Regions from separate parts of the Mus musculus genome. Here regions 1 and 3 are each linked to region 2. A link is a loop called in an ENCODE intact Hi-C map of the cell type or tissue named here. Cell type or tissue: left cerebral cortex. All regions are shown on one strand.

Region 1 (8,000 bases), 900 kb before region 2:
AGGCAATTTATGTGTTCATTCCCACCAATCTATTCTTGTTGGCCTAGTCACCTTTCATTTATGACAGATCCTACACAGACCCACAGCTACTTGCCACTGCCACTGAGAGCCAAACCTTTAACTTTGGAATTTCAGATGTCTGCACTCTGGAACAAAAATGGAGATTTCTCCCATCCTTGATTGTAGAGATAGCAGCTGTCTGAGTTTGCTTTTCTGTTGCTGAGCTAAACATCATGGCTAAAGCAACTTGGGAAAGAAAAAATTAATTTTAGTCCATAGGTTATTAGTCCATTATCAAAGGGAACCTGAGACAGGAACTCAAGGTGGGAGCTGAAGTCAAGGCCACAGAGCAGCAGTGCTCACTGCTTGCACCTGGGCTCATTTTTCAGCTACTGTTTTTACACAGCCCAGATCCACCCACCCAAGGATGGTTATCACCTACACTGAGCTAAATCAATTAGCATTTAAGAAAATGCTCCAAACACATATTCTTACAGAGTAATCTGATGCAGGCAGTTGTTCCGTTCACAGCCCCTCACTAGGGTGTGTCGCTCTGACAACCACGATGAGCCATCACAGCAGCTTTCCATGGTATTACTTTAAATATATAATATGTAAACTATCAGAAAAGGCCTCAGAAAATGTTTATGTCTCTGTAACTCAGGAAATTAAAAGGTGAAGAAAAGAAAAGTAGGCAATTTGGACCCTTTACCTTCAGGGAGGTCCCAATAGTGGGGTAATCAAAAAGATGGAAAATCACCAGCTGGTGACTCAAATCCAGTGCAAAGAATTTCATGATGCTTGACTGAATCTTTCCTTCTCAAATCCATTGATCTTAATAAACATCAGAGGTCTGTAGGGGAAAAAACAACACACTTTTCTTTATACCTGAACTGTGGATGCATGTGGATTGCTGGTTTCTTAAGTGATTGCTATCTGTAATTCACCATTCTAAGATCCAGGGTGGATATGAGAATCTAGCTTCAAAAATATAACTTAGCCAAGGAATTAGGAAGTAGTGAGCATTATTTTGAACGAAGCTCAGTTAGTCCAAATGAAAGCATGTAAGTGTATTTGCTCAGCAGTGAGAGGATACAGCAGGAAAACACCAAAAACTGGAAAAGTCTTCAAGAAAGGCAAGTTATCCACAGGAGCCCCAGCACAGCAGGGTGTAGCCAGATAAAAAGGAGCAGGCCATGATGAGTCTCAGTGTGTGTGATGGGAGCCCACTAAGGGGTTTACACAGAAGTAGACTTCATACATAGACGTGTGCACACAACTGCCATCGATGGCCTCATTTTCTTTCCCTTCTGAATGTTCCTACAGATGTCTTCAAGTGGCTCTGGATTAAAGGAAGTTTTCTCCCACAAGAACTACTATATTGTATATAATGATCACCAAGAACAAAATAATTCCCTGAATTATAAAATGCTGAACATCATAAGACAAATTAAGAAAAATTATGGAAAGATCAACAATTCACAAAATATTCTGTATAGTTTACGCTCCCAAATGAAAACATTGGGCCTAAAGAGATGAACTCGCAAAAGTAATACTTTATACCTTATTGTGTAAGCACCATGATTTTATGATAAGCATGATGTAATGTGGCCTTTTACAGTGCTAGATCTTAGATGATCTTATTCTGATGTACATAAACTTAAAGAAAAACTTTGAGACTAAAAATCATTAAATGATGGGGATATTCATTGAGATTAAAAATCTCATACATTCAGCTGAGACAGATGCAGATACTTATAGCTAATCTTTGGACTGAGGTCAGGGTCCCTGTGGAAGAGTCAGGGGAAGGATTGAAGTTGCTGAAAGGGATGGCAAACCCATGAGAAGACCACAGTGTCAACTAACCTGGACCCCTAGAAGCTCACAGAGACTAAGCCACCAAGCAAAGAACATACAGGCGCTGGTCCGAGGCCCCCAGAACATATGTTAAACAGAGGACTGTCTTATCTAGCCCCAGTGGGAAAGGATGCAATTAATCCTGTAGAGACTTGATGCCCCAGAGAAAGAGGATGCCTGGGGGTTAACTTCTTGGAGGTGAAGGGGAGAGGATGAGGTGAAGAACCCTGGGAGGGGGGACTATGAAGGGGCAACATCTGGGATATAATTAAATAAAATAATTAATTAATAAAAAATAAAAAATAAATCTCATACCTTGGAAGTTTTAATATTCTAAGACCCTAGCTACCCAAAATGGTTTGTGCTTTTATGATTCTCTGTGGCAGCAGAGGCTTACTCTACTACAACACTTTAATGAAGTACCAAGGCACAGAACTCAAGTCGGGACACAGTCACAGAAGCATCAAATGCATCAATCTTTCCTAAGTGGCAGTTTGGGATGCAAAACTCTATTTAGAAAATCAGACAAACAAAGTACCAGAAAGGGAGGAGTACATAAGTCGATTCACTTTCTATATTTCAAACAACAGGCACTGCTCCAGTTTGGTGGCATTCTTATTCCTTCATATCAGCAAAGAGCAAAGTAGAGTTCTCTCTACCCTTAATAGAAAGTTTATCCAGCCCTTTATTCATATTGCTTTGCATTTTGCCAGTAGTGAACATGTATAGATATATTTTGATAGTTTCACTAGAAATGTTAGAAGTGTGTGTATGTGTGTGTGTGTGTGTGTGTGTGTGTGTGTGTGTGTGTGTGTTTGTGTGTGTGTGTTTTCCTGCTAGGATTATTTGGGGAGAACTATCTATATACAATCCAATGCATAAGCCCCAAGAACCATAGAAAAATAGTGGGGCTGCCAATGTGTGTCTAGAACCAATTTGGCAAGCAAAGTACCAAAAGTATTTCCTGCACACATGATCCTTCTTGTTCCTTTCCCCACCTTACAGGCTTTATTCAACTTGACCTCTTTCCATCTTGGATGGCCTTACCCCCAGTTCTGCTTGGTACTCATGTCTAACTTCACTGGGATCTAACATCTATAAAATAAATTCAAAACTTCTTTAAATTACTTTCAAAATATGTTGCTAGCATAGAGTTGCATAGTTTCAATAGCTACGTTGCAAAGTGCAATTTAAATTCTGTTCCTCTAAATGTCTTCTTTCCCGCTTGAAAGCTCTCTTCAGGTTATGCTCCTGTGTTTGTGGAACTCACATCACAGTTGCTTTTTCAGTTGCAAAAACTGAATGACCCCTAATATGAACAGAAACCAAGATGACTGTAAAGACTCCTCTCCTCCTGGGACCATGTACACCACCTCGCCAGTGAGGGTGACGTCTAGTTGGACTTCTCCTTCCTTCCTATTTATCAATGTTAAACACCAAACAAAATGTGAGCAAAGCTCTGATTTCTGTTCAAAAACCTTCTGAGCACCCACACTATGCAACTCCATTGTTACACAAGGAGCCAGAAGTCTAGAGCCCATGAGTTTTGTAGCTGTTTCAGTTAGTGATAGAAAATGTTAGGCATGGTCTAGCATATTTATGGATGTTGTGGTCACAGGATGGTGAGTTACAAACCACATGTGAGCAAGCACAACAGTAAATGTCTGCAGATACATGCCTTAGCATAGAGTGAGTTTGATGCCTCTATCTGTTCACTGTTCTTCTATCAAAGAGAGGTTGATGTAAGAGAGTGTATTCTACAGAGCAAACCAAGACTCCTCTGCACTTGAGAGACAGTTTCCCTATTTCTTTTTTTTTTTAAGTGAATTAATCCTTATTTTGAAAACTCCTATATACTTACCTAGACAATCTCGCTCTCTTCTCTACTATGGACCACTTGCAATAACCAAACTCTTGAGAGACAAATCCTGAACACTTGTAAATCCAGCCTAAGTTTTAAGAACCTTTGGAGAGACACTGGGGCTTCAGACCCAGGTCAGAGAGTGAGTCTGTTCCAGATTTTCCTTTGCAAGCTTCCAGAATTTACTCGGTGTTTCTCAGCAACTTCACTACACTGCCCCGCACTTGCAGTCCATTCTGTCGGTGCTTTGATGTAACATATCTTAGTTCTTACTCATTGCCGTGTGTCTATCCTTGCCCAGTACATTACGAGCTTCATTATCTGCTCTTTATGACATTATCTGTCGCTGCCTCAATCATCCCATCCATAAAATGGAATTAACAATTCCTGTCCTCATTTATCTTGAACAAATACCGCCAGGGAAAATGAGCATATAAATTAAATAGCTTGCTGCTCTTTGAGAGAAAGTTGCCTTAGAAACACAGGCTTATTATTTCTCCATAGAAGAAGCTAAATATATTAGAGTTTGTACAATGTTGCTGGCTGTGATTTTGCTCTTTTTAACCCTAGGCTGAAGGACTACATTAATTCCAGTCCCTAGGTGAACCTTTTATTCCATTTTCCACAGGAGGAAAAAAAAAGTTACTTTGCAAAGAAAGGAAAGAAAGAAAAAAAATGCAGTATTCCCAAACCTCATTTAAGGAACATTCTGTTCTCCAAATTACAACGCAGCAAGCAGGCGAGGGGGAACTTTTAGAATCCTGCATCCAAGCTGGTTCCACACAGCAACCACTAATACAAAATGGCTTTAATTACTTTAATATAAATCCTGGAAATGTGCAGATGGATTGTAATAATTATGCAAAACTGCGATGGTCCTTTATAGAAACACAGATCTTGCTAGCTAAAAGAAAATGAAAAGAACACAAGTTCAACACAATATGTCAGGAAGCGTATCTCCTAAGAAGTCCTGTATTTCAAATGCCAAGCTGTACGTTTCATCTGATGTGGCCGTTGTTATGGAAACTATGCTTTTTGATTGAATAGCAGAATAAATACCTACCTAAAATCAGCATGATGGGCTACTGCATAAATTAAGAACTCCCAAGACAACAATAACTTGCAGTTCTTCCTTGAGATAAATTTGAAAAACACACACACGTGTGTGTGTGTGTGTGTGTGTGTGTGTGTGTGTGTGTGTTTATGAAATCGAACAAGAGCATAAGTATTTCCGAATTGAGTTCTCTTCCTTACCTGGAGCAGGGAGCTCTGCTTCACACTGTGTGTGAATGACAGTGCTTTATCTCCCAGACATACACACTGACCTCCTTGCTCACTTAAGGTTTATTGAGGGAAAAGATCTGATGCTTTGCCAAAAAATATTTTTTTTTAAAATAAAAAGTCACATTCCTCCTCTTTGCTTCTGAATTAGTGTAGAAGAAGACTTAAGAAACGAGTGTGGGGTTATTACAGTTGCGACTTTTAAATCAAGTGGGTCATATATAAACGTGGAAAATCCCCAGGCATGACCAAAAGGTCAGGTAAACATGGTTTTCCTATTTTTATGAGTGTAGTATTACACTGTTGCTGGTTTGTATTCATATTAACAGCCTTTCATAAATCATAACACAAATATATCTATATTTCCATGTAGATATAATTTAGCCACTTGCTGACTTAATTAGATTGCTCTAGAAAATACAGACTAAAGCATATTGACGTTTGTTTTCCCGCTTTTCCTTTTATACAGGTGATGTGGGCGAAAGTCAGTGCAACAGGCACCGGCTTACAACCTTCCCCAGAACAGGCATGCATTCGCCCATTGGATCAACAGCTTTCAATTTATTAGCATGACAAAGGACACAATTATTTTGGATATGCCTGAATGCAATTTTCATTAACTTTGCAATGATTTATTAACAAAAGTGTCAGGAATGTAATAAAAGCAGCAGGACTCTTTAAAATGCCAAAATAAAAAAAATGAAGACTATGCTAGAATTTCCCAACTCACCTTATGGCACCAGGTCAATAAGGTTGCCTGATTCCATCAAAAGCATCAGCATGGTGAGTGAACTCTGCAATTAACAAAGAGTAAGCACAAAAAATGCTAATATCTCATTTGAATGTAATTATGCACAGATTACTGTTCGCTGGAACAAGAAAAGGGATTTTAATTGTCATCCAAAGTTACACGCAAACCTAGATTCCTGTTAACTTTTTTTTTTTTTTTTTTTTTTTTTTTTGGTTGGGGTGTTCATGTGAGAATAAAGCAGGCAATTCACAATTCTTATGTTCAGGGACATTGTAAAAGACAATGCCTTTGTTTAAGAGATACAACTCACAAAGTTTTAAAATAACATCATTCCATGTATATTGGCAAGGTTAGTTTGTAATAAGTTTCACCATCGTTTGCATTTTAATACTATTTGATCTCATTTACATGTTTAAATTTGTTCCTGTAATAAAATTCATTAGTATGTTTATCATAACTACATAATGAATATAGCCCTTATGTAAAATAAAAAATTGAAAGTACATTAGAGACATTACAAGCTGTTTGAAATTACTGTGCTTTGCATATTATACCTTATTAATTAAATTATAAATTATTTATTTATGTTATTTCTTTAATCAGGGGCAAGCACTAGAACAATATTATATTAGTATAAGAAACACAACACAACTCAAAGCTAAATCACACATGGACCAATTTTCCATACAGAGGCACACTGATCCATTTTGCCTTGGGGTGGCCAATGCCACTCCCCCTGCTGTGCATCAAGGGCTGCAAAGAGCTGTTAAAAGGAGGCTGAGCATGGAGCAAATCGTGTTTCTGGTGCAAGTTAAGAACTTCACTTGTTAGTCTAATGTCTCCCTTTGCCTTCGCCTTTTAATAGTATAATTAGATCAGATATGCAGATGGAAGCAAAGAGCAAATCATTTTAGGAGTTAATGCTATGTCCCTTTTATTTGGAGTCCATGGGTAAGAAAAAAAAGTAATCTTTTCTATTATTTCCATTTTCTTCTGATTTCCTTTGTCAGCGGTGCTAAAGAATATGGGAAAGTGAAGTGAAGGAGCTAGAAGGGGAGAGGTAGAGGGGCTGGGGGCAAAGAGGGGAGAGAGAAGAGAACACAAAGGCCATTGCCCTAACTCACTAATGCTGCTTTTCCTCAGTTCTCTTAACTCCCCTTTAAATACAGATATTTAGCTGGTATGCTGGCACACTCTTAGCAATCTCAGCACTCAGAAGACAGAGGGAGGGTCTTGAGTCCCAAGCTAGCCTGAGCTGCAAAGGGAGACCCTGTCCCAAAAGAAAAAGCAACAGAAATCACTTAAATGTGGGTAAAAGATCTGAGATCTCTACACTTCTGTAGAGCTCTGAAGTCCATTTTCTAAGCAGGTTTATATAATCTTGTTTAATAACTCTGATTTGACCACAACCTGGCCTGTGTCTGAATTCACACCAAGTCTGATCATTTTGATAATGTTTACTTCTGGGTCTATATACATCAAGCAAACAGAAGTTTGGAGAGACCCTTCAGGCCTTAAGGAATCATATATGTGGGGACCAGGAAAGAGGAAGGTTATTCAAGGAGCTGTCTGTTGGGAAAAGTACAGGGCTCCTGTCAAAAGGTCTGGATTGTAATCCCACAGATAATGCCTGCCCATAGAGTCCCACAGTCATTTGGACAAAGTGTAGCAGGTTATCTATACAGTGTTGGTTCAGAAACTCACATGCAACTTTCTTGCAAGAACATGGCTGAACATTATAACAGACTTTCATAGAATTCCACAGGCCTGTGTAACATACTAAAGTTGACTTTCATAGCTATCTGCTTGGGATATACAGAAACACAAGATGCATGCTGAGAACGGTACTGTTTGAAGGAAATAATAAATTCCAACATCAACACCAATGTGTGGTAAATATAAGTAATTCCTAATTCATAGACTTAACTTTACAGTTTGCATCATCTTTTGGTCAGTATACAATTCCCTCATTTTTTTAAGGTCATACCATCCATTTTGATGCATGGCAAGAGAGGAGACAATGAAACCTGTGACAGTGGAGTACGGGGGAGAAATGTCCTCTGCTGTGCATAGTGTGACTTTCTGGAAAATCAGTATACTCAGACAAACCCAGGAGCACTTTGTGACGTTCAGCTAACACATTCTTCTGGGTTCTCTTCCATAAGGCAGGGCCAGATGAAGCAAGTTCTAGATAGCTAGCTGTGGAACACAGGACTAACAGGTTCTTTTCTATGTTTGGTCTCTAAGAAC
Region 2 (8,000 bases):
CTTCTATATTTGCCAGGCACTGGCAGAGCCTCTCAGGAGACAGTTATATCAGGCTTCTGTCAGAAAAATCTTGTTGGCATCTGCAATAGTGTCTGGGTTTGGTGGTTATTTATGGGATGGATCCCCAGGTGGGGCAGCTTCTGGATGGTCATTCCTTCAGCCTCTACTCCACACTTTGTCTCTGTAACTCCTTCCATGGGTATTCTGTTCCCCCTTCTAAGAAGGATCGAAGTATTCACACTTTGGTCTTCCTTATTCTTGAGTTTCATGTGTTTTGCAAATTGGGTATTCTGAGTTTCTGGGCTAATTCCACTCATTAGTGCGTGCATATCATGTGTGTTCTTTTGTGATTGGGTTACCTCACTCAGGATGATATCCTCCAGATCCATCCATTTGTCTAAGAATTCCATAAATTTGTTGTTTTTAATAGCTGCGTAGTACTCCATTGTGTAAATGTACCACATTTTCTGTATCCATTCCTCTGTTGAGGAAGATCTGGGTTCTTTCCAACTTCTGGCTGTGATAAATAAGACTACTATGAATATAGTGGAGCATGTGTCCTTATTACAATTTGGAACATTTTCTGGGTATATACCGAGGAGAGGTATTGCTGGATCTTCCTGTAGTACTATGTCAGTTTTCTGAGGAACTGCCAAACTGATTCTAGAATGGTTGTACCAGATTGCAATCCCACCAGCAATGGAGGAGTGTTCTTTTTTCTCCACATCCTTGCCAGCATTTGCTGTCACCTGAGTTTTTGATCTTAGCCATTCTGATTGGTGTGAGGTAGAATCTCATGGTTGCTTTGATTTGTACTTCCCTGATGATTAAAGATGTTGAACTTTTTTTTAGGTGCTATTCAGCCATTCGGTATTCCTCAGTTGAGAATTCTTTGTTTAGCTCTCTACCCCATTTTTAATAAGGTTATTTTGTTTTCTGGAGTCCAACTTCTTGAGTTCTTTGCATATATTGGATGTTAGCCCCCTATCGGATTTAGAAGTAGTAAAGATCTTTTCCCAATCTGTTGGTGGCCTTTTGTCTTATTGACAGTGTCCTTTGCCTTACAGAAGCTTTGCAATTTTATAAGGTCCCATTTGTGGATTCTTGATCTTACAGCACAAGCCATTGCTGTTCTGTTCAGGAAGTTTTCCCCTGTGCTCATATCTTTGAGGCTCTTCCCCACTTTCTCCTCTGTATGTTACAGTGTCTCTGGTTTTATGTGGAGTTCCTTGATCCACTTAGACTTGAACTTTGTACAAGGACATAAGAATGGATTAATTTCCATTCTCCTAAACCTGATTAAAAAAAAAAACTTCAGTGAAGTATCTGGAAATAATATTAACCCAAACAAATCAGTGGTCTTCCTCTACACAAAGGATAAACTGAGAAAGAAATTAGGGAAACAGCACCCTTCACAATAGTCACAAATAATATAAAATACCTTGGTGTGATTCTAACTGAGGAAGTCAAAGATTTGTATGATAAGAACTTCAAGTCTCTGAAGTCCAATCCTCATGCATTGGCAGGATTAATATAGTAAAAATGGCTATCTTGCTGAAAGCAATCTAGAGATTCAATGCAATCCTCATCAAAATTCCAACTCAACTCTTCACAGAGTTAGAAAGAGCAATTTGCAAATTCATCTGGAATAACAAAAAAAATCTAGGATAGCAAATCTATTCTCAACAATAAAAGAACCTCTGGTGGAATCACCATGCCTGACCTCAAGCTGTACTACAGAGCAAGTGTGATAAGAAACAGCATGGTACTGGTACAGTGGCAGACAGGTAGATCAATGGAATAGAATTGGAGACCCAGAAATGAACCCACACTTCTATGGTCACTTGATCTTTGACAAAGGAGCTAAAACCATCTGGTGGAAAAAAGACAGCATTTTCAACAAATGGTGCAGGTTCAACTAGCATGTAGAAGAGTTCGAATTGACCCTCTCATCTTTCTTACTGACTGGGAGGCATGATCCGAAGTTTTTGGGATGCCGTATCCTCCAGCATTCTTGCTGCAAGTGACCTCAGAGCTGGATTGAATTGCAAACCATCCCCTTATTAATAAATATCCATTTTACAAGTTATATGTATTTAAGGCTTGCAAATTAGCATTTGATTTACAAGGTACCGTGATTATTGCCACCATCTTATGAATTATCTACCCCACCTGACATGTCACGTGGTAACTTTCCAGGGCTGGCAGCCTCTGGAAGCTTGAACACAGGAAAGGAATGCATTTTCCCTCAGAACTGAACACTGCACACTTGAAACTACCAAAATGGTGAAAAAAAAGGTAGTCTCTGTCTTCTCAAGCCAGCTGGTGTACAGTATCCATTTGTGGCAGCCCTAGGCAACACGATTATTCTTTCCTGGCTCTTCAACTAATTAAGTCCAGCAGCCATCAAGGACCTCCTAGGTCCAGGCAAGGGACCAACTCTGGAGACCGTTCTCCTTGACCTCATTACTGTTTTGAAGCCACCAGCCAGTGTGCTCGAGGACAGTAGACCCAGGCTCTGTTCACAGTGCCTAACACACTGTTGTGGGAAAAGACAGTGGACGTCTGGGGGACCCTCCCCTCTCAGAAATGATACATTCAGATATCACTTACTATGTATGTTCTTTTAACTTTTGTGATGCGAAAATTTTGAGATGCAAGTTCATTATTTATGAATATTCATAGAAAACTTGAACATTTTCCAAACTTGGCCTTTCATTTCTTATCAGCTAACCAAATAATTGATGTGTGTTCTTTTTCTGTAAGAGAATGTTCTCAAGATGTGTGACAGAAGTATTAAATTCATGAATTTTGAGGTTAATTTTGTCTCTGATGATTCAAAGGAGAAGAGAGTTAGCAATAGAGCAAAAATAATTCTCGGCTCTTATCTTTTACTTCTAGACACCTATGAGAGAAGAATGAAGTAATGCTTAGCAACGATTGGTCCATTACAGAGAAGAATCAGGACGTCTGAGGAGCATTTAGAAGCTTCAGAGAAAATACCACTTGGAGTCTGCTTCTGTAGAGCAGCAAAGCAGAGATGCTAGGGATAAAACAGAAACGGAACTGTAGAAAGGACCAACTCCAGAGCGTATTTACCACAGGTGACTGGAGAAGGCACCCGAAGCAGAGAAGTTACTCAAGAGCCTCACTGGGCAGGTGTCATCCTGGAGACAAAAGGACAGGCAAAAGACCTCAAGGGTCCTTGCTAGCCTTGGCGAGCTGGACCTCACCAAGCACAAGCAAGCAAACACACACCTTTCCCTCCATCTTTGGGTGTTTGTTTCCTTATGCACCTGTCATTTTATAAAACAAGGCGAGAAAATACGAATGCTTTTCTGTCATAGTCTGTTATTACAGGAGCAACTTCTAACCAGAAAGAAAAGTACTTCTCAGGCCTTCAGTGAGCTGCCTTCTCATGAACTCAGTCAGAAACACAAAGTGTTATATGTTCCTGTTCTCACCATCATGGGCACTGTCTTTCTCTTTCCCTCCACCCTATTCGTATCCATTTTCCACCCTATTCGTATCCATTTTTGTAGACCTCTTACTGAAACTATGCAAACAAACAAAAACAAAAACAAACAAAAACAAACGTTGTGGGGGCGGGGGAGTGTGCAAAGTGCATAGAAGAGAAAAGGGGAAAAGGAAAAGAAAAAGAGAAGAAAAGGAGAAAAGAAAAGAAAAGAAAAGAAAAGAAAAGGGGCCACTCTCCTGAAAAAAATAAAAAAAGGTAAAGGTGAGATTTCTGTCTTCTGGAATTTTTGCCCCCAGTAGTCGTCTGCTTCATCCTGTAAGGTACACAGTGATGGCCAAGCTCTCCGTGTAAATATGTCACCAGAGAAAGGACTCTTGCACCCAAAGAAAGGAAGCCTAGCAGGCAATGCTCAAACCTTGCTTGTTAGAGGGACGGAGGCCTTTGGGGGCTGTCCCTTTGTCTCTTGCCTTCTAGCTGCTTGGGCATGAAGAAACTGGACAAAGGGCCTGCACTGTGGTAGGGTGTGAACTCTTCAGGCGGCTGCTTTGAGCTTTAATTACCCTCCTAGCTTTCTGTCCAGACCTAGTTGGGCCCTGGGGCAGATTGCAGGGTAACACTGCCATCTAGCGGCCATTCTTGCCTGGTGAGCAGGAGTCTGTGCCCTCAGGCTGGCTCCTTGGCTCACATATTCTCTCTCTCTCTCTCTCTCTCTCTCTCTCTCTCTCTCTCTCTCTCTCTCTCTCTCTCTCTCTCTCTCTCTCTCTCTCTCTCCCTCCCTCCCTCCCTCCCTCTCTCCCTCCCTCCCTCTCTCACTCCCCCTTCTCTCTCTTCTCTCTCTCTCTCTCTCTCTCTCTCTCTCTCTTCTGGCACCCCTCTCTCTTTTCTCTCTCTCTTTTAAAAAAGGATTTTATCCCATCAAGGAAAAAAAAGAGCTGGCTCTTGGAAAACAACCAACTCTGTTGGAACTCGGAGATAATAATCAGTTTCTCTGGGCTTGTGAAATTGGCTCATTAAGCGTGCTTTTTAACAGAAAATATTGGAAGCGATTAAGTCTGCTTTACTGAGTGGGCATGAAATGGCCAACCTTCGGCCACCCACAGCTCCTAGGTGCCTGGCGCCGTTTTATGCATGCGGCGTAATGTCTTTACTTGAAGTGGTGTTTATTCATCACCTGCTTATTTATCTCTTCGCGTTTGGCAGGCACATCGATCAATGTTAAACTGTCACACAAGGTTATTTTTCTTTTACATAACAGTATAGGCCTAAGGTAGTGGCATATTAAAAGTAATAACTTTCTAACTTGTAGCTCAAGATGACAGCCCCATTTTTACCAGAATATATTACAGCACGGAATTCCTCATTCCATTCCCCCACTCCCACCCTACACTTTGGTACGACTCCGCCTCGCCTCTCCAAGGTCAAAGGCTTCCTTCTGCCTAGCTGGCCTCCCACTTTGCATACCACTCAGTTCTCTCTTCACCTCCAGTTATCTGCAGCTTTTAGGCTGATAAGCCCACAGTGAACATTCTGTCCACCTGATGTACACATCTCCTGGTCCCTGTCATGATGACATCTGCCCCTTTGCATAAAGATGCGTCTCAGGGAGCAAAGGGAAGCGAGAGAGGAACGCTCCTTTGTGGTGAAGGTTGTACTGGGCTATTTCCATGTCTGAAGCCATCTCAGTAGAGGTGGGGGAGCCTGTGCAGCTTTATTTTGCTTTCCAGTCACTGGAGATGACAACAGCAGTGACAAACCCTTGGTGTTGGGGGAGACAAACATGTATAAGAAGCTAGCACGGCTTTGAAGCAACCAGCATTGGCCCAGAGCTTTTAAGTTGGGTTGTCTCCCCCTCTGTCCTTTGGCTCTAGGTTCTTTTGTGTTGCCTTCAAACTCCTCCCAGTTTGTGATGCCTCTTTTCTTGGCCACAGGCCAAGCAAGCTTTCTTTGTACACGCAGTTTTTCTTCTCCTTTCTCCCCCTCCCAACCGCCACCCTATTCTAGCCTGAAAATGCCTACAGATAGAATATCAGATCTTTTTAGTTTCGAATTTCAAAGTGGCCCTTAGAATTCCTTCCTGCCCTTGATCTCTCTCCTTTTGGGCTTCAGCTCCTACTTGGACGCTGTTGCTAATTCTGCCTCTTGGACAGTGGCTTTCTGCTACAATGCTTTGATAATCTTGGGTACACAAGAAATAAATGTTCGAATAGTGGACATGGGTGTTGCACAACTACTCCTGTGATTCAAAATACCACACCCACTCTGATAGTGTGCCTTTGTGTGGACCAGAATAGCTCCCCTAGGAAATATGAGAAGGGTTCCAAGCGTGATTAAGAGAATATGACTCAATAGTCTACCAAAGTACCTACAAAGGAGGTTTGCATACTTGGCATTGAATTTGGCCCATCTCTTGGGTGACTTCTGCATTCCTGTGAATAAAAGATGCTAGAATACTGCTCTACGGGATTTATTTTATTATGGGTAGTAGAACCCTAGGAAAAAGGCACGTTCACTAAAAAGTGTGTGTATGTAGGGGGTGGGAGCCCATTCTGTGTCCTTTTTCCTAAGATCAATATTTGCATTAAAGTGGTTTAAATGTATGTGGCTTGGAGGCTGTCCATTCTTTCAGGCTGACCTGCTGCATTGATCAGGGCTAGTGATAGAGGGAGAAAGAGCAAATCAGGAGAGGAAAAGAGTTGAAAGTCGTTGCTATGGGGCCTGTGGAGATATGCTCTATGCAATGTGTGTGTGCCATTTACCTGGCAGCCTCAGAGCCTCTGCTTCCGGAGGGAAGGGAGAGGACACCCTTACTGCCTCCCCAAGATGGCTGTTTTGTCTTTCAAAAACTAACTGAAGGACTTTAGATTACTTTTCAGACTGAAATTTCAACAGTCAATAGAGCTCAGACCACACCTTGGACTCAGTCATTCTTTGAATTTCCCAAATTAATACTTAAGAGGTGTAGCTGTATGTAGATGTATTTATTTATTAAATATTGTGTTATAACCTTGACATATTAACCTTGACAATAGCCTTGACTTATTAAATAATAATTCATACCAGACATTTCTACATGCTCTACTGTAGCCCTGATTCTTTAAAGTGCTGTTTCAGTGGTCAACTGGATCCCATAGTCATAGCTGTTATCCACAGATGAGTTCTGAAGACTTTTTGACGGGTCAAGACTATGGGTGGAACTAGGTCTCCAAATCCAGAGTTCAGGGCACAGCACCCAGTGCTTGACCTTCATGTTGAGAAGTGCTGAGTTTGGAACTGTTTTCCTCTATTGGGATACGTTATCTAAGGAAATAGGCTTAGCATTGGTCCATGAGTGAAGAGACCTGCTGACAGTATAATGATGCCAGTGACAGAGGCTTTGGATATGTGGGTGGTAAGATCAGAATACTCTGTTGGCTTTTTGCTGTGGCAAAGAAATGCCCCCATAGTCTTCTTATGAGAAGTACTGTTGAGGAAATTGTGTAAGAAATGGCATCCTCTTGGGTGGCCCATTTGGGGGTCAACCACAGTGGAGTACACGTATAGCTAGGCATACTCTAGGTACTCAAACAGTCATCCACATAATAGTCCAGAAATATGGTAGGTAATTATTGCTCAGGCCTATGCTGAATGAGCTGTTATACTTAGAAATGATTTTATAACCAAAGGTGAAAAAGATATCTGAAATAGTTGAATTGTCTGACAAAATGATCAGACACCCTGTGCTATAATGAGTCACACAGGCTGCAAGGGCAGGATTGAGAAAATGGTGAGTATTGGCAATGGAGATGTTTAGGGAAGTATTTGTAGAGATGGTCTTGTAGACAGAAAGAGAACATGCACAGAAAGACCAACATTCAGGGCAGAAGACTCTATGGAGCTTTGGAAACAAGTATCCCTCTAAAGTTAATGTTTGTGTATTATAGTGTTAGAGCATGCTGGGCTAGACCACAAAGACACTGAAGATCAACATGACGGACAGCTGAAACTTTGAACCAAGTGTCTTCTTTTATTATCTTGAGGAATCAAACAAATTTGTCTGCTGAAATTACAGCTTGGAACTGTGACCTACTCAGGGTCCCAAACATGCCCTTCACTCTAAGGCTTTCATTTTTCTCAAGAATGGGAAGAAAGTAAAAGCGACACTTGAAGCTTTTATTTATGATGCAAATTCACTGTAAGAGAATTACCCCAGGAAAGGAATACAAATATGAAAGCCGTTTCCCAAATCTGCAATACTTAATGTGTTGACAGATTTATTGGTTAACCGAAACTGATATAGGAAAATCTAGCCTATCTGGGAGATACCCACGTGAAATAGTTGTTCAAACTAGGAAATGGTTTTGTGGCGGGTATGTTTTAATAGAAGTACCTATGTACATTTTAATTTTTTTGATGGGAAAAATAAGCAACCTGCCTGCCAAACAACAAATGATATACCCAGCTCTGTCAAGAAACAAAACCTCTACTCATAGTTTTTCAGAAAATGCACCTTGACAACATTCCACCAAGACTTATACTGCTTATA
Region 3 (8,000 bases), 890 kb before region 2:
CTAAAGAACTGCCTGCTAAAAGGTCATTCTTATACATTGATAAAAGGGATACAGACGTATAGTAAGTGTTGTTAAATGTCTAGCAAAGTGTGTGGAAAAGCCCTGTGCAATGGGTAGGCATAAGTCATGGGGATGTGTGTGTGTGGAGCACTGTCTTCCTCTAGAAAATCCAATTGGTTCTCAAGTAAGAAACATTGATTTAGAGGCTTATATAGCAGTAACTACAATAAAAATGAGCATCATGACAAGGTTTCAAGTCCAATAACAGCTCCCATTGTTCAAAAATCTGACGGTGATTTCTCTTTTGTTTCCAGAGCTAGGGATTGAACCTAGGCTCTTTAAGTACTCTGCCACCACCTAGTTCTCCAGTCATCCTTCTGCTTAGACTTTGAAACAGGATCTCACTAGTCCAGTCCTTGAATTTACCTTCCTTCTGCATCAGGATGTAAAAGGCTGACAATTATTTCTCAATTCACAAACCATAAACAAAGGAAGGAAGGAAGGAAGGAAGGAAGGGAGGGAGGGAGGGAGGGAGGGAGGGAGGAAGAAGTTAGATGAAAAGGTGTACTTTCTGATTCATTCCATTTACTTTTAATGAACTGACACTTTTGCAGCATACAGCATGAACTGGGAAGCAGGCATTCTTGCTTCACCTGGGAGCTTGTGTGACTAGGAGGTTTTGTAGGCCACTCCGGACCTACTCAGGCAGAATACATTTCATCAAGATTCATTTGCACATTTAGGTCTGCAGAGCATTTATACAAAGTATCATGAAATACTTTTTTAAAAAGTCGTAAGAATTAAAGCTCTGTTGGACCACCTCAAAGGGACTGGGCATAACAACAGGTTGCCTCAAAACTATTCTTTCTACAAGGACCCCTGGGAGATCTTGCTTATCTGTCTCTTTACTTCCTATTGGGAGTGCAGGCAAATAGTCTCTTCATCACACAGTCAAGGCTTCTTAAACATTAACTCAACTAATCAGAAAGCAATGTTCTTTTTTATTCTTTTAGCTCTGCCAAGTCTAACATTTAAATGATATAAGATTCCAGTTTAATTAGGACAACAATGTAAAGCCAGCTAAATAAAAAGCAGGAATAATTTTCTAATGGCTTTGAATTACGAGCTTGTGACAGACCGTGACAGATGACATATTTACTTTTCATGGGAGCTAAGTGAATACCTTAGATAAAATGTGAGCTTTAAAAGAAGGTAGCAAATTTGGAATTAATTAACGCATTGACTATTTAAGACACCCAACTTCTTCTTATAAAGGAAAATAGATCTGTAAAGCTGGTTAGTTAAAATGACAAGATTCAGCACATTATTGGAACTTAGTACCAAGCTGGGAATTTGACCTTTCTTCAGAGATTGACGATGTTCTTACTGAAGATGGTATAATCAGAACTCAAGTGTATGGTGGAATTCCCCTGCGGAGTGTCTGGTCCACCCCTAGTCACTAGTGCTTCAGTCAACAGGCACTGCCAGCTCTGCCAACCTATATCATCATTTCTGGTACATCAAGCTTTCTTGCTGGCCTGGACAAGGATCTTTTCAGCAAACTGATAATAAATTCGAGAACTGGCATTAGATCTAGTGTATTAGCATGACCACCATTTCCTTAAGAAATAAAGAATTCAAATAGGAGTGCAGAAACTCAGTGGAAAATGAGAGTGTAAGTATACACATGCTTGGAGACATCACAGTGAACTAATGACTAATTACTGTGCAATTGAATACTAATGGAGAGACCCATGAAATCAACATGAACAGGAAATGAACTCAATATGACCAATGGTTCTACAATTAAAATCAAATAAATGCCTCATAATAGAAAGACTTAAAAGATATGACTACAGCCAGCACAATTATTCTTCAGGTTACATACACGTTACAAAAAAAAATTAAGCACAATGTGAAAGAGAACTATCTGGCTTGATATCTTTTGAAAACTTAATGTGTATCTGAAATGTGAATTATAGTATTGTAATTATCTCCAAATTAAAGTATGTAAAACTAGTACAATAGCAAGGCACTTATTAAAGCAAATCAGATAAACATGAATTTCAGGAAGGAAACTTGAGAGGTTAACTTTCTGGGCCTGCCTAATTAATTAATTATCACTCTGGATGTTTAACTCCTTAGGTCTTGGCAGCCCTGTCAGAAGCATCTGACAGAAGCCCAAGGATTTGAAAAACAAGAAGCAAAGAAAACAAACAATTTATGAAAGACTTTCACCCTTAAGCCTGAAGAGCAAACACAAATTGTTAAGATTTGATTATTAACTTTTATAACCACTTTTGAAAAATAACAGTGCACACATTTCCTTTAGTGCTATTCCATCTACTTCCTTTTCCACAACCCAGTGGGCTGAGGGAAGCAGATTGAAATGAACTGCAATATTTTTTTTCTCTCTCTCTCTCTCAAAAAAAAAAATCTACTCAGTTATCAGCTGTAGATCTAATCAAGGACCTAATAAGTCCATAATGGCACATTTGCTTCCCAGGAGAAACCACTGCTTCTCATCACTACAGAAAATACCCCTCTTGCAAGGTGCAACCAAGAGTCACAGACTCACTGCAACAGTCTAATAATTTGATTGGGAGCCCTTAGGCAGGGATAACTTAGATGACAATTAGAGAGCCTTCACACTGCTGCTAACATCTGTGTGCTGAAACACTGTATACTGATTAGAGGTTTTTAAAAGAGAACTAAGTACTTCTCCCATTAGAGTTGAGTCGAGTTCTAATGGCCCTCGTCCTTGGTATGTAATACTTCAACATTCCCTGCTGAGCTTCCTGCTCCTGAATCCACAGAATGCAAAAGCTGGCTAATGGCCAACTTAGAAGTGTCCAATCAATGGCTCAGGTGTCAGTGGGCAGAAGGGCACAGTCCTGGGAAGGGGAAGAAAGCACTGTTCACTTCATTGCCCTTCCTGGGTAGATTTCCCCTGAGTTTGTAGCTACATAGATGAGGTGCTCTTAGTTTTGTTTTTCTGTTAAAGGGGATACTAAGAAGAGGGTCAAAACTCAGAAATTGCCATGAGGGCACCAATTAATGAAAGTCTCCGTGGATGAGGGCATGCTCAGCCCATTTCTCAGTGTCCTCCCTGCCTTGTTATTAAATGAGTCATACATGCAAGGAGAGCAGAGTGGGGAGGCAGCACAGCTCTGGAGCTCTTGCAAGCCCTCGCCTCTCCTCTCCTTCCCCTCCATTCATTAAGACCCTTTCAAGCACATGGCTGCAGCAGATGTCCCTGAGAGAACATTTTGTTTCCCCCCTGCATCTCGGCTCAAACACCTGGGCTCTGACATGACGTCCAGTGGAGGCTATTTTCTTTTTCCTTTTTTAAACTTTCCTTTTATTTGGTTTGCATACAAGGCTAATAATGAGGTTTAAAAAACTATACACAATCAGTATACAATTACACTCATCGGGAGCCTGACATGTAATTTCTGATAAACCCATATAACTATGAACAGCAAAAGGAACCACAGAGCGCACACAATGTGTGGGGTCATCAGAATACAATGCCAACACAATCTCTGCGTCATGTCTTGTTGCATAGTATTAATCAGTGCAAACATTGTTTGGGAAATGAGAGGGGAGAGAAAGAGCAGTTTCCCAGCTGCTAGTGCTTTGCCATCAAATGTGATCGGCAGTTCCATCTCACAGAACTTCACTAAGAGCCTTGGACCAAGGAATAACTCTTGATGAGCTTGCATAAGCTGTAATGCAATAAATATGAGATCCTTCTTCACAGATGCAACCACCTTGGTCATTTCACAAAAGACATTTCTTGGGTTATTTCCATAATCCCCCATATTTATGAAATATACTTAAACCTTTCACAGCTACAGTTGGAGGGCATTGAGTGTCCATATAAGCTAAATGATTGGTGTTATTGGATCATCAAATGATACAATTTTGATATTCAGTTCCTACACATTGAATCATGATTATTTCCCTTTTGCTGTTTCGGTAAAGAATTCGACAAGGTTTCATTTAGAAAGAATTATCCTGGCCCACAATATATCAGCTCAGGTCACTAAGAAGCACAACGCAATAATATTGTCAATACTATTGATATGTCTCAGGAAAAGTGAGACTGGAAAATGCAGAAATGTCACCAGCTTTGTCTTACCTTCATTTTAATAGCGTGTAGCCTGACCTGTATGGGAGGGGTTGACTACTTCAATTAGGTTTACACTATTTTCAATAGGCCCTCAAATGAGTGCATTTAGCTGGAAAGCATTTCCTGGCTTTATTATTACTGTTGTCATCCTTAAAATGCATTCTATTTATTTTTTTAATTCACCAGGAGGGGTGGAGGAATATGGGAACAATAAAGAAAACGAGCCTGTAACATGCCCTTGGGGACCAATAGTAAAGGGAAAAGAATCACAGGGGAAGAGAGATGGCAGATGAAAATGAAAGACGTATCTTATTAGATCATCATAATTAAGAAGTAATAGGTATTCATAAAGAAGCCCAAGACCAAAGTCCTAAAGATGTCCTCAGTAGCAAAAGCAAATGTTGGCTAATAAGAAGTAATCAACAAATAATCTACATTAAAAAGCCATCGGAACCACAGGAAAATGAGAGGGCAGAGACCTGCCTTGTTGCCGTCTCCCCCCTGCCATAGTGCACTGTGGGCAGACCTAAACTGAAATTAACTTCCACAACACAACACTTCAGGCAAACACAGGTAAACAGCTTGTACCCCACGCCTTGGTACCTGTGGCTTATCATGGGATAGCCTAGGATTCAAAACCCTGAGATTACAGTTGCTGCCAGAGGACCAGGGGGATCAGGACTCATGAGGAGACTGACCCCACATCATGCATTTTGGCAGAAAACAGGAATTAATTGGATAGATTTTTCCTGTAGTTCCTGTGTTTTAAGTTAGCTGGACCTCTGAGCACTGAGGAGACAAGACTGAAGGGAAAGAGGACTACGTTTGGTCCTTGGACACCCCCTAGTGTCTATGTGAGCATGAACACGGCCAGCAGGCACGTTCTTTGCCTCTCTGTTGTACTGAACAGAATGCAAAGCTGAGACAGAAGTCCCTGGATGCCACAGGATTGGAAATCTGCTCTCTGGGTGGAATTCCGATGTCGAAGCCTCAGCTCAGTTCAGATACTTCCCAGAGTTCCCATTTAGTAACAATTTCTTCAGTGTGTTAAGAATCTGTCTCAAGAAAATATGGAAAATTATACCTGCAGCCAGAAAGGGGCCTATAATTTGTTTCCAAATTCTTTTTAAGAGATAGATCTCAGAGTTAATATAGTGATTGCAAAATGAAAAGGAGAGATGGAGGGAAAGCAATCTCTTCGGGAGGACCTCTGGCAGTCTGTCTTTATATAGATACCTTGGGAGCCTTTGCAGAAGCACTGTGATGTATTTATGTCTGCCCCTGTGATTGGATGTGAAGTCTGAATAAAGCCCGGGAAGATGGCTGGCCACTTCTCACAGTCAGCGGTTCTCCATGCGAGATTTCATTTGTGTGATGAAGATATAATTTAAAAGTGGCTCAGAAACGCTTTAGTATAAGTGCCTTTGAAGGTTCCTGTACAAATCATGTATGACTCCCTTTCCATCTAAGTAAATTAATTTTTGGTATCCTGTGGTTGGTTATCTATAGGGCTAGGCTTTCTCTGTTAACGTATTGTTGAAGTTATGAATTATTACCATAGGTTTCATCCACACTCATCTTAAAAGTGTAAAGAAGTCAAGTGTTATTCTATATAGCTCTCGCAAATGACCCTGCCCACCTCCCAGAACTCTCCACAGTTTGGGGGAAAGCATTCCATATATGAGTTAATGAGAATCCAGACTGCATTTTCCTACTTTTTCTAGCATTTTCTAACAACTGGTTGAGGAAAGCAACCAGTCCTTCTATTGAACACTGAAGACTATATTATCACAGCGAAGGGAACTTTTTCTTGCTGCATCTGGGATCTATCACCCAGACTAGATCTAGATCATAGCATTTTAGAGATGAGCATCCTTAGAGAGCATTACATTGAAGACTGTCAGAAAGGGAGATGTCAAGACAGCTTGGCCTAGTCCACAACCACCCTAAATCTGTGAATGGAACACTGTCATTTTTTTTATTTTATTTTTATTTTTTAATTCCTTCACAGGAAATGCTATTGCCTTAAATACCAAACAAAGATAGCCATGTTTCTGGTTAAATCCCACACAAAATAAACTTATTTGAAAAAGGAATCTTGGCATATGAATACAAAACGTATATAATTTTCTTGATCTTTAATCCCTATGCCAATGTCTGTTTTAGAGATTATGGCCCCTAACAAATCTGCTTAGTGAATTTTTGGCTGACAAACCTGGCAACAAAAATACTGTCTGAAATACACTCTGAAGGCTAAACATTTTTATAATAGCTACTTTACATAGCCTAGTAGGTTTCCCTTTAGGACACCAATTAGACCTTTTTCTTAAGTGACCGTATTAACTTTTGTGATTACACAGAGAGCTGATATTTTTATTTAATGCACTGGGCCTTCTTTTAATGCTTCTCAAGGAGATCAAACACTTTGCCAACAGACAGGCATTGCAGCAGGGGTGATTACACTCGTTTTTCATGTAATTGGGAGTCACCATTTGGTTGCCATATTTCACTTGCTCATTGACTTATCATATAATCCTTTATAATGGGGGTTTGTTGTATGTTGTGGAAGGACTGTGCCAAGCAGCCAGGAAATAAAGAACGGGGCAATCCCCCCGCCCCCGCCCCCCCCCCCCGGCTAGTGGGAACATGGGGGTTTCTAACAGCTGCCCAGCCCTTCAGACTGCAGAACATTTTCACTTAATAAAAGTGATCCAACATACTGAAAAGGGGGGTTGAGTAGGATTGAGGAGAATCTGTGTTTTTTCTAAGAAGATATCTTAAAAACAGGTTCTACTGCGTATGATGAGAAAACAGCCTTTAAAAGATGAAAAGCCTTAAGTGCTCATTAGAAATAGGAAATCCCCTTTGTCCCTTCTCATTCAGCCAAGACCTAAACCCCAAATAAATGTAGCACCCTGGCCCTCGGGTTTCATTTCCCATCAGGGCACAGTTATCAGTGCTAAGTCATCAGCCATGGCCCTGAGCAAATTGTCAAATAATGGGACGACTCAGATGGACATTCAGGCACCTGAGTTCTGAGCCCAGTTCTGTCATCTTGGAAAGAATTCTGTGAACTTAAGAAGGTCTCAAGTTCCCCTAACATTACAAGCAAAGAAAAGCATTGCTCTGATTCCTGGGTTTCCCTAAGAAAGAAGAAAAATAAATAACAGAGGGAGTCTGAAAATATTTCATGATTTAAAGACTAACTACAAGGCCGTGAAGCTTAACTTGAAATGATGCTCTCTGCTAACACTCTGCCGTCTGTGAGCCAGTGAGGTTGGCACAGCCATCTGTAGTGTATGTTCTATCTGACTCTGTGTGTGCAATTTCCCTTGGAATTTTCCAAAAGTATTAGAACTAAGCTGCTCATTTTTTCTGAGCAGTATCAGATGGAAAGCCACCTTCTTAGTTGCTTTTGAATGATCAATAACTGTTTTCTTCCACAGGAGAGCATTGGCAGCTATGATGCCTGAAAACAATAATAGGTAAGGCTGGATGTGTTGGACCTAGCTCTGAAATATCAGCTGGATGAAGACCGTCAATTTGTGTCTCTCTGCCAACTTGTTGTTGTTGTTGTTGTTGTCTGTTTGTTCATTTGTGGTGGTACTGATAGAATTCAGGAAGTCATACATGATAAACAAACACCACTGAGTTACACCTTCAGCCTCAGAGTTTTCTTGTGTATGTGAATATTTGTAAATGATATATGTATATATGTGTGCACTGTGTGTGTGTGTGTGTGTGTGTGTGCGCGCGCGCGCACGCATGAGTACAGATCTTCCTCTATAGCTCCACACCACATTTCCGGAAAGAGTTTCTCACTGTACCTGAAATTCACTGTTTCTGCTACATCAGCCGACCAACA

The links. Peaks named below come from ENCODE experiments on the same cell type or tissue, not always from the same donor. Only the 100,000 strongest peaks of a DNase experiment are listed, where the experiment ranks them.
Region 1: it touches region 2 in a loop (2.8-fold over the local background); 2 of 42 quality-filtered maps call a loop at or near these places.
Region 3: it touches region 2 in a loop (2.8-fold over the local background); 2 of 42 quality-filtered maps call a loop at or near these places.

Annotation. Positions count from the first base shown.
Region 1 is chr11:26,056,961-26,064,960 of GRCm38, forward strand. The region is part of intron 1 of 5730522E02Rik (RIKEN cDNA 5730522E02 gene); the gene reads right to left. Among named protein-coding and RNA genes, the nearest start is that of Mir6372, 140 kb to the right of the region's middle. In left cerebral cortex, no CTCF peak of the experiment used is centred here; DNase peaks (open chromatin) are centred at 497, 4,518 and 4,686.
Region 2 is chr11:26,957,700-26,965,699 of GRCm38, forward strand. No RefSeq gene overlaps it. Among named protein-coding and RNA genes, the nearest start is that of Gm25387, 360 kb to the right of the region's middle. In left cerebral cortex, a CTCF peak has its summit at 4,091 (motif pointing left); DNase peaks (open chromatin) are centred at 4,085, 4,601, 5,456 and 5,769; H3K27ac peaks cover 1,855 bases.
Region 3 is chr11:26,069,113-26,077,112 of GRCm38, forward strand. All of the region lies in intron 1 of 5730522E02Rik (RIKEN cDNA 5730522E02 gene), which reads right to left. Among named protein-coding and RNA genes, the nearest start is that of Mir6372, 130 kb to the right of the region's middle. In left cerebral cortex, a CTCF peak has its summit at 4,990 (motif pointing left); DNase peaks (open chromatin) are centred at 4,989 and 7,429; H3K27ac peaks cover 214 bases.